2 separate regions of the Mus musculus genome follow, and region 1 is linked to region 2. A link is a loop called in an ENCODE intact Hi-C map of the cell type or tissue named here. Cell type or tissue: heart. All regions are shown on one strand.

Region 1 (4,000 bases), 75 kb before region 2:
GAGGTATGTGCACGTGTGTGTGTGTGTGTGTGTGTGTGTGTGTGTGTATACACAATGCAAAATCCAGCTCTGCATTAACCTCATTAGAGAGCTGAATTTTTCATCCCAAGATTCCAAAGTAGACTTTGGACAGAATGCAAATATTTTTAAGTTGATTTATTTTATTTCATGTGTATGAGTGCTTTGCTTATATGTATATGTATGTGTATGTGTATGTATGTGCAACATGTGTGGGTGGTAACCATGAAGCTCAGAAAGGCATGCCAGAATTCCTGAAAGTAGAGTTGTGGGTGGCTGTGTACCTTTATATAAACTCTGGGAATTGAACCTGGGTCTTCTGTAAGAGCAACAAGTTCTCTTAACTGATGAGCCATCTCTCCAGCCCCCAGAATGAGAATCTTTAGGGTGGGCCCCAAGCATGTACAGGATAAAAAGGGCTTCTGGATTGACCTACTGGTTGAGGGGCACCTAAGGACCACAGACTTCATAGAAGAACTCCATGGGGGTAGTGATAAAAAGAAATTAAATTGTTGGGGTAGAAAAATCATAAAATGAAAGCTACAGCAAGAATTCACGATGCAAAGAAGCAAAACTGAAGACAAATATTCCTTATTGAGAGATACTGCATTGAGTCATAAATTGTCTTCTTTACTTTCTTCTTCCTTTCTCTTTCCTCACCCTCTCCTCTCTCTCCCTCTCTCTCTTCCCCCTGTCCCTCTCTCCCTCTCTCTTTTTTTCTCACTCTCTGTCTCTTCCTCCAACCTCTCTCTTCTCTCCCAACCTCCCTTCAGCAAGCAACGTGGACAGTTTTGTGAGATTCTATCTTTAGAATGTCAAGCTTGCCCCCTTCACCCATCCCCCCCTACCCCCGCCAGCCACCTCCAGCCTGTACTGGGCTGGGGGAGGAGAGTAAAAAGAATGTGTTCTGTGAGTATGAGTCTCAGGAACCATTTCAAGCCAAACAGTTCCTAAGTATTTGATGTCTGGAAGATGGGGGGAAGGGAGTGGGCAGAACTCTGGCCATTTGTCATTTCCTGGGAGGTGTTCCACACTTAACCCTTCAGGGAAGGGCATTTAAATAGATTCTAGGCTTGGCCAAAGCAGCTCCAAGCCCTAGGCTTTTGGCTTTTTACAATCTTGTCCTTCCCCCCAACCCCCACCCCTTGCCCCCTTACATTTCCTGAGAAGATGGCTGTTTTCTTTCAAAGGGAAGCAGGTAGCAGTGTTATGACTTTGGCTAAAGAGCACATTGTGTGTGTGCTCACACTTAATTGTGACAATTCAAGACCCAGACACAAACAATGGTACACTGCACTAAGGGCTTTACACAGAAATTATTGCATGGAATTACGCTGTGTGTATGTCTTCACGGGAAAATCTTTACAAAACTCAGTGAGTGCCTGGCTTTTGCTTGAAACGTGCAGGAGAAGAAAGGGTTACACAAGCCTGTCTCTTCTTGATGCATAACAGCTGGTAAGAAAGTACAGCATCTCCCTCACCCTCAGCTCTGGGACTTGGACTAAGTAACTCACCCCCAATACCATCCCCCACTGCCTCCCTCTGCTTAGTAAGATTGCCTGCAAAGTTGAAATCTGGTGTAAACAAAGACAGCCGCTTTTGGGTCAGCTGAGCCCAAGATGGAGTTAAGAGAAGCAGGCAACAGCTCCTTTGTAGTCTTCAGGAAGCGCAGCCACTTCTGTGCTGTTTTCTAATTACTCAAGGTGAGTTGTGGTAGTCTCCCAAAGAGACTGAGGTAGAACTGAAGACCCCACCTGCAAGCTGGGAAGTTCCACACATTCAATTATGTGAACAACACTGGACAGCTTCTTGCTGTACACAAGGCACAGTAGAGAACAATTTTCCTGCCCCTCTAATCAGTGTCTTACAGAACTGAACTTGCTTGCTACACATAAACAGGGACAATAAGATGAAGTGTCCCACCAAATGGCACACCCTCGGGTCAGCATAATAACCACTTAGGTTGTGGAGAAATCCACAAGACTCATGAGGTCCTTAACTAAACACATGGAGGAACTGTGCATTACATTCTCTCCAGGTTGGAAACTGCTTTAAATAGCACTCAGGAAGAGAGTTTAGAATGTCTGAATCCTTCTCTCCCCCTCTCCCGCTCTTCTCAGCTCCTGTTCTCTCCCTTACCCCATTCTAATCTCCCCCCTCATCTCCTCTCCTGTTCTCCCTCTTCTTCCTTTGTCTGGCTCTCTCCACTTCTCTTGAAGATAAAGCAAAGAGTAATCCTCGCATTTTGAGTAAAATAGTGGATAATGTGAGTGGAGCTAACTAGTTACGATGGATGCTGAAGCCCAGGAGAAAAAGGGTGTGTGTGTGGGAGGAGATTCACAGAGAAAAATTGGGGGATCCATGAAAATGAGGAGTGGGAAGTAGGAGGGAGAGGAGGGCATGATTTCATGAAAGTTTTGCTATGCATGAAAGAATTGGTCCTAGGATGGAGGCTGAGCAACAGCTTCCCCTGGGGAGGAGCCTCTTGAGCCACGTTGGCCTCTTTTTGGAAGGGGAGGGCTGTGGAGCTATGGTCAGGCAGGGTTCCAGCTGCTTAGCTATGTGGCATTGCTGCTATTGTTGAAGAGAATTCTTTCCCTATGACACATCTGTCTTCTCAATTTAATAGAAACTACAGTTCTTGGGATTTTTCTTGCCATGAATTTGAAGGAGATCAGAAAAGAGAAACTTCTCTTACTCTCCCCTCTTCCCCCGATTTTACAAGGAACTATTTGCAAGGCTACTTTGTAAAAGAAGAATTAAGAACACAGAAAAAAAGAGACAGACTTGATCCCTCCCACCAGATGGATATTCAGAAAGAACCCATCATTTATCATGGGGAGAAGTCCATTAGTGTTGATCGGCTGTGTTTAACTGACTCTGTGTGGAGCTTTGCTTTAAAGTGCTTGTGTGAATATAATGATCAGCGTCCTGTTGCTCCAATTCTGTGAGTTAAGTGGTAACTTCTGCAGCTAGGTTATTAATCTGTCGGCAAATTACTAAAACCCTGGGAAGAACGGAGACAAGAGAAGGGGAATATCCCCATTTATTAGGAGTAATGTTTTCTCAGCCTACATACGTAGAGTGAGGAGCAGAAAGATCATTTGTGAATTTATCAGTGACTTTGGAAAGTCAAGGGGAAAAGCTTTGCAAATTCAAACTCAGTTGTTCTCAACTGGAAGTCTAGGGAAGAGGTCACTTAGCGGTTGAACTAAAGATGGTAGCCACATTTGAGGACTCTGGTTCATGGTCATTTTCTTGGAATTGGTTCTGAGGGCCCCAATTTCTAGAAATAAAACCCCCTAACAAGGCAGAACTCTGCATGGTTATTTATAATCAAGGTGGTAAGAGGATTTCAGGGGTAGGCTCAGTGAGCTGTGTTTTAATGTCATCCAGTGGATTCTGATTCTAAGTGATGCTTATGGAACTCTGGGTTAATAACCCCATTGCTCATTGCTGCCACCACCTACCCCATCTGAAAGTAACTCACTCGTTGTATTAGCTTGCTAGGGCTGCTCTAACCAAGGATCATAAACCTAGTGGCTTAAACAACACACACACACACGTGGTCTCACCCTTGTAGAGGTTGGGAGTTTAAGTTCCAGGTGTTCATCTTCCTGAGCAGAGTTCTAGGAGCCAGGGTGGAGGCTGGGCGGTCGAGTCGACTCAGGAACTCCCTGTTCTGTATCTTCACATTGAATACCCGCCATGCCAATCTGTTCACACAACCTTACTTGTGTTACAAAGACATTAATATTGCCTTCCAGCCCACCCAAATTTAAAACTTATTAGGTCTTTGAAAACCCTCACTTTAAATAAGATTAAACTTTAAGTTTCAGCATATGCTCAAATTCTCCTTAATCACTCCTCAAAAGAATAGTTGAGAGTGGGAGAGTTAATATTCAGGACACTTTTTAAAAAAATTTCTCCTAGGTTTCAATTATGGGGTTTACTGTAATTCTAGAAATGAAGAAGGTAGGTT
Region 2 (4,000 bases):
CAGTTTGGTCCAGTTTCTGAGGAGATCTATTATGGCATGTGCAATGGGCAGCTAGTCTGTGTGTGTATGTATGTATGTATGTGTGTGTGTTGTTGTTGTTGTTTGTTTGTTTGTTTATGCTACTGCTTCAAGGCTCAGATTTCCTGCCTTATTCCAGTGTCCCTTATTCTGCATGTGCAGTAAAAGGAGGCCCACGGCAGAAAGGCCAGCTCTCCATTAAAGGAACATGAAATAAAACTGGGTGGTTTGAATCAAGACTGCAGTAGCTCTGGATTCCAGCAGAAAGGGGTTGGTGTCACAAGGGGAACCCTGATCCTTTGTGGGGGTAGAAGTAAGGTTTGTTAGAGGGAGTCAGGTTATTAGTGATGATTTTATTAGAAAATCTCTTTCAGTTCTGAAAGCCTATTAACAAAATTTCATATTTACATTTAAAGGGGACTAATTACCTACAGAGAGTCTCGATAGCCTCAAACCCACCCGAGAGCCCAGCACAGTGTTATTTCACTAGACACTGGCTTACAAATCCTTTAGAAAAAAGGCACCCCACCCTGGTCATCATGTTGTTGGCAGTGAGGTTGACATTGAAATTCATTGACTTGAAACCACACAGTCACTTTTCAAAGGCTGTTTGGGGTTGTAGCAAAACACATTGAGATCATTTGGTATATTAAATAAGACATATTACCAACAGTCTCTATATTTACATTTGTACATGTACAGTCAAAAACCAAATGACAGTCATAAAGTCTAGAAGCATATTAAGGCTCATAAGAAATTGTGGGATGCAAAATTAGGCCATGACTCAATGTGAATGAATGTCAATAGAGTGTGCAAACTATATTTTATAGGCAGTTAAGGTAATGCTGTTATTATTTTATGAAGATTTAACTCCATTATTTTAGTAGCTCTCTGTGATTATAAGGACAATGCAGTTTAGTAGCCAAGGTACCAGAGTCCACACACAATGAAATTATACACGTGGAAAATGCAACTGGAGGCAGGAAGCCGCGATGTAAGTGGATCCTGCTTGCTTCTCTCTCTGTATTCTTTGGACACCAGAGCCTCTTCTCATCTCTCTTCTGTACTGAGCTGACACTGAACACCGGCACCACCCCTGGACCTTCAGGGTTTTGACCTTTGGTGAAATCGCAGCGCACATCGTGTTCCTCCTCCCCTCCTAGAAACTTTGTCTCTCCTCTCAGAACAGATGGGTCCAAAATTAACTCTGAAGCAACAGTTTTAAAAACTGAAAGGAAATGTACCTTTTGTAGGGGTCTAGCCATTCATCCTAGAGGGGTGTAACACACTAGAGAACATGGTAGGCAAGGAAGCCCTGTTTCTCTACTGATGAGCTTTCGAGAACGTGATGTCTACAAACTCAGTCGGACTCAGTGGCATCTTTAGAGGTTCCTTGTCTCACAATGTTGCATTATGTCTTGCCCCTTTTCCTTTCTAAAATTTAATTTCACTTACATATATTTGTCTTCTTTCTTTTTACACTACAGTTTCTTTGTGTACATATTGTGCTTTCCAATTTAGTGTTTTTTTATGGGACTGTAAGTATGAGTGGGTCTCTGTTTCTTGTGTCTTCTCTTCGGCTCTTTTCCTTCTGCTGTTTGTTCTGTTCAAGTCCAATGCGTTAGTTTTGTTTTTAACTTATTGCATTTTATTTTATCATTATTCCTTCAATAATAATCCCTTTTATTTTTCTTCCTAATGATTGGCAGAAATGGGGTGGATCCGGATGGGATGGAGATGGGCGGGAACAGCGAGGGGCAGAGGGAGGAGAAACCATAATCCGAATGTGTTATACAAGAAAAAAAATCTATTCTCAATAAAAGGAATAAATTATGAGAAAAAGAGTAAATATGAAAATCTCTCACTTTAATCCTACGCAGCAATAAGATTATAAAATAAAATGTTTTGTGTGCTTACAAAAATATTTCCTAATTTTTTAATTTCCCAGGGTTCTGTTAAGCCTTTGAATATAAAGGAGACTCCGTTAATTTCCTTCAACCCACTTTTATTGGTTACTTTTTATTTGAATGATGCAAGACTTGAGCATCTTCAAGATGCCTTTCCTACCAATTATTCTGGAAGTATCTCTGAGCAAGGCTTCTCTTGTGTGGAGTAACAAGCAACGACTTCCTTTGATCTGTGGTTCTAAGGCGCACTCTACAGCGCCCCCTACCTGCACTGCTCACATCACAGCTTCTCATTTAGTGGCCATGCTGTGCTGGGCACAAGCTAAGTTCTTTTGAATGATACAGGTCCTTTAGAATCCTCAAGATGCCAAACTTAGGGGAAAAAATGAGACACAGAGAGAGATGGGAGAAAGGAATAAAAGTAAGCGTTGTTCTCTCTGATATTGTTTGTGCCTCCGTGTGCCACTGAATAAAGCTTTTCAAAAGTTTTACTTACAATGTTTTTTCTTTCCCTCTGTAATTCCATTTCTTATGCAGAGACAAAAGATCAAGGATAATAAATATAGGATTCAGAGTTCTTTTTTTCCTTTTCAATATGTGAAATTGTGTATCTATTAATTTCCCTTAAAGTGACAATAGTCATTAACTACCCAAAGCTCTTGGCCTTAGCATTAGCAAAGGCTGAAATTTAACAAGAGAACTAAGTCGATGTGTTTTTTAATTACTCAGTGTCAATTATTTATCAATTAATACAGGAAATTCCTATTTAAAGGTAAAAAATCCAAAAAAAAAAAAAGAATGAGAAAGAGCAACAGAGAGAGACAGAGAAAGAGAGAGAGACAGAGAGAGAGACAGAGACAGAGACAGAGAAAACAGAGAATGTGAGAGACCACACACTTGGGGTTGTAATGAAAGTAATATTCTGTGATGAACGGGAATCAAGGAAGACTGACGGGAAGAGACCCTGTCATGGATGAAACTGAGAAGCCAGAAGACACTGTCAGTACCAGTAGGCATCCCTCCGTCTTTATTTGCACTGTCAGTATATTGTTAAATCTTTCTTCCTCTTTGATAGCTCACCTTAAGGCCGAAACTAAGAAATCCAATTACTTTCTAGAAGCTGTAGCGATGACCAACTAAACTGTGGCCCCTGGGGACAGTATTTGTATCCTTTGACAGCAATTAATGAAACCAATAAATCAATTAGTTAAATTAAATTAAGGTCCATCCAGCTGTTTCCACAGCCTACCCATGTGTAACTAAATGTAATTATATGGGCACCCTGGATGGGAAGCAGATTCAGTTCGAGTGATCTTCACTGCCCTTTTGTACTAATGCCTGTTCCCACTTTATGAAATTATAGTTATTCTTCCTTTGTCTTGACTCTATATTATATGTGAACTTTGCTTGGGGGAGAGTTCTTAATAAAGGGCAATGGAAATAACTCTTTGTACCTCTGAGTGATAATGAATTACACCCGGGACCTGTTCTTTCTATTTAATCCCTTCCTGGATTTAACAGACATCATTGTTCTTACAAAGTAATGGTCGAATCCATACACATTTTGTGTTGTGGGGTAGGAGCTCTTCTCTTTCTTGACAATGCTGATTCTTTCCACTTCTGCTTTATTCTCCAGGTCTAAGATGATTCCTCTCCTTACTATTGCAGATCCTGTGCTCGTGGTGCCTAAGCAATGGCCCTATTTCTCCTACTTCATTAACCCCCCCCCCAACCTATGTCTTCACTTCTATAGCCATGCTTTTACACATTATTAATACCTATGTATCATAGCAATTACCCTCATTGCTGAGCTCAATGAACAATCCATTCTTTCTTGGACTTAATCAGACCAAGACCCTGGTGACAAAGCTACTCATCTCACCAGGCTTTCAGATGAACCACACGATTTCATCACATCTTCTCTATGCCTCTTTTGTTGGAGACGGGTTTTGCACTCTGTAGCTCGGGCTGGCCTGAAACTCACGATATGCTGCACAGGCTGGCTTTGAACTAAAGGGGATCTTATCTTGGCTTCCTGGCCTAGTATCTTCAATAATATCTTCTACAGAAGATAG

The links. A loop is a pair of places that touch in the nucleus more often than their neighbours do. Peaks named below come from ENCODE experiments on the same cell type or tissue, not always from the same donor. Only the 100,000 strongest peaks of a DNase experiment are listed, where the experiment ranks them.
Region 1: a loop joins it to region 2, with 2.6 times the contacts of the local background. A loop is called at or near these places in 2 of 42 quality-filtered maps.

Annotation. Positions count from the first base shown.
Region 1 is chr6:4,487,072-4,491,071 of GRCm38, reverse strand. No RefSeq gene overlaps it. Among named protein-coding and RNA genes, the nearest start is that of Col1a2, 17 kb to the left of the region's middle. In heart, no CTCF peak of the experiment used is centred here; DNase peaks (open chromatin) are centred at 1,041, 1,541 and 2,521; H3K4me3 peaks cover 1,161 bases; H3K27ac peaks cover 3,349 bases.
Region 2 is chr6:4,412,553-4,416,552 of GRCm38, reverse strand. The region is part of intron 3 of Gm46948 (a long non-coding RNA gene); the gene reads left to right. Among named protein-coding and RNA genes, the nearest start is that of Gm33788, 10 kb to the left of the region's middle. In heart, a CTCF peak has its summit at 2,190; no DNase peak of the experiment used is centred here.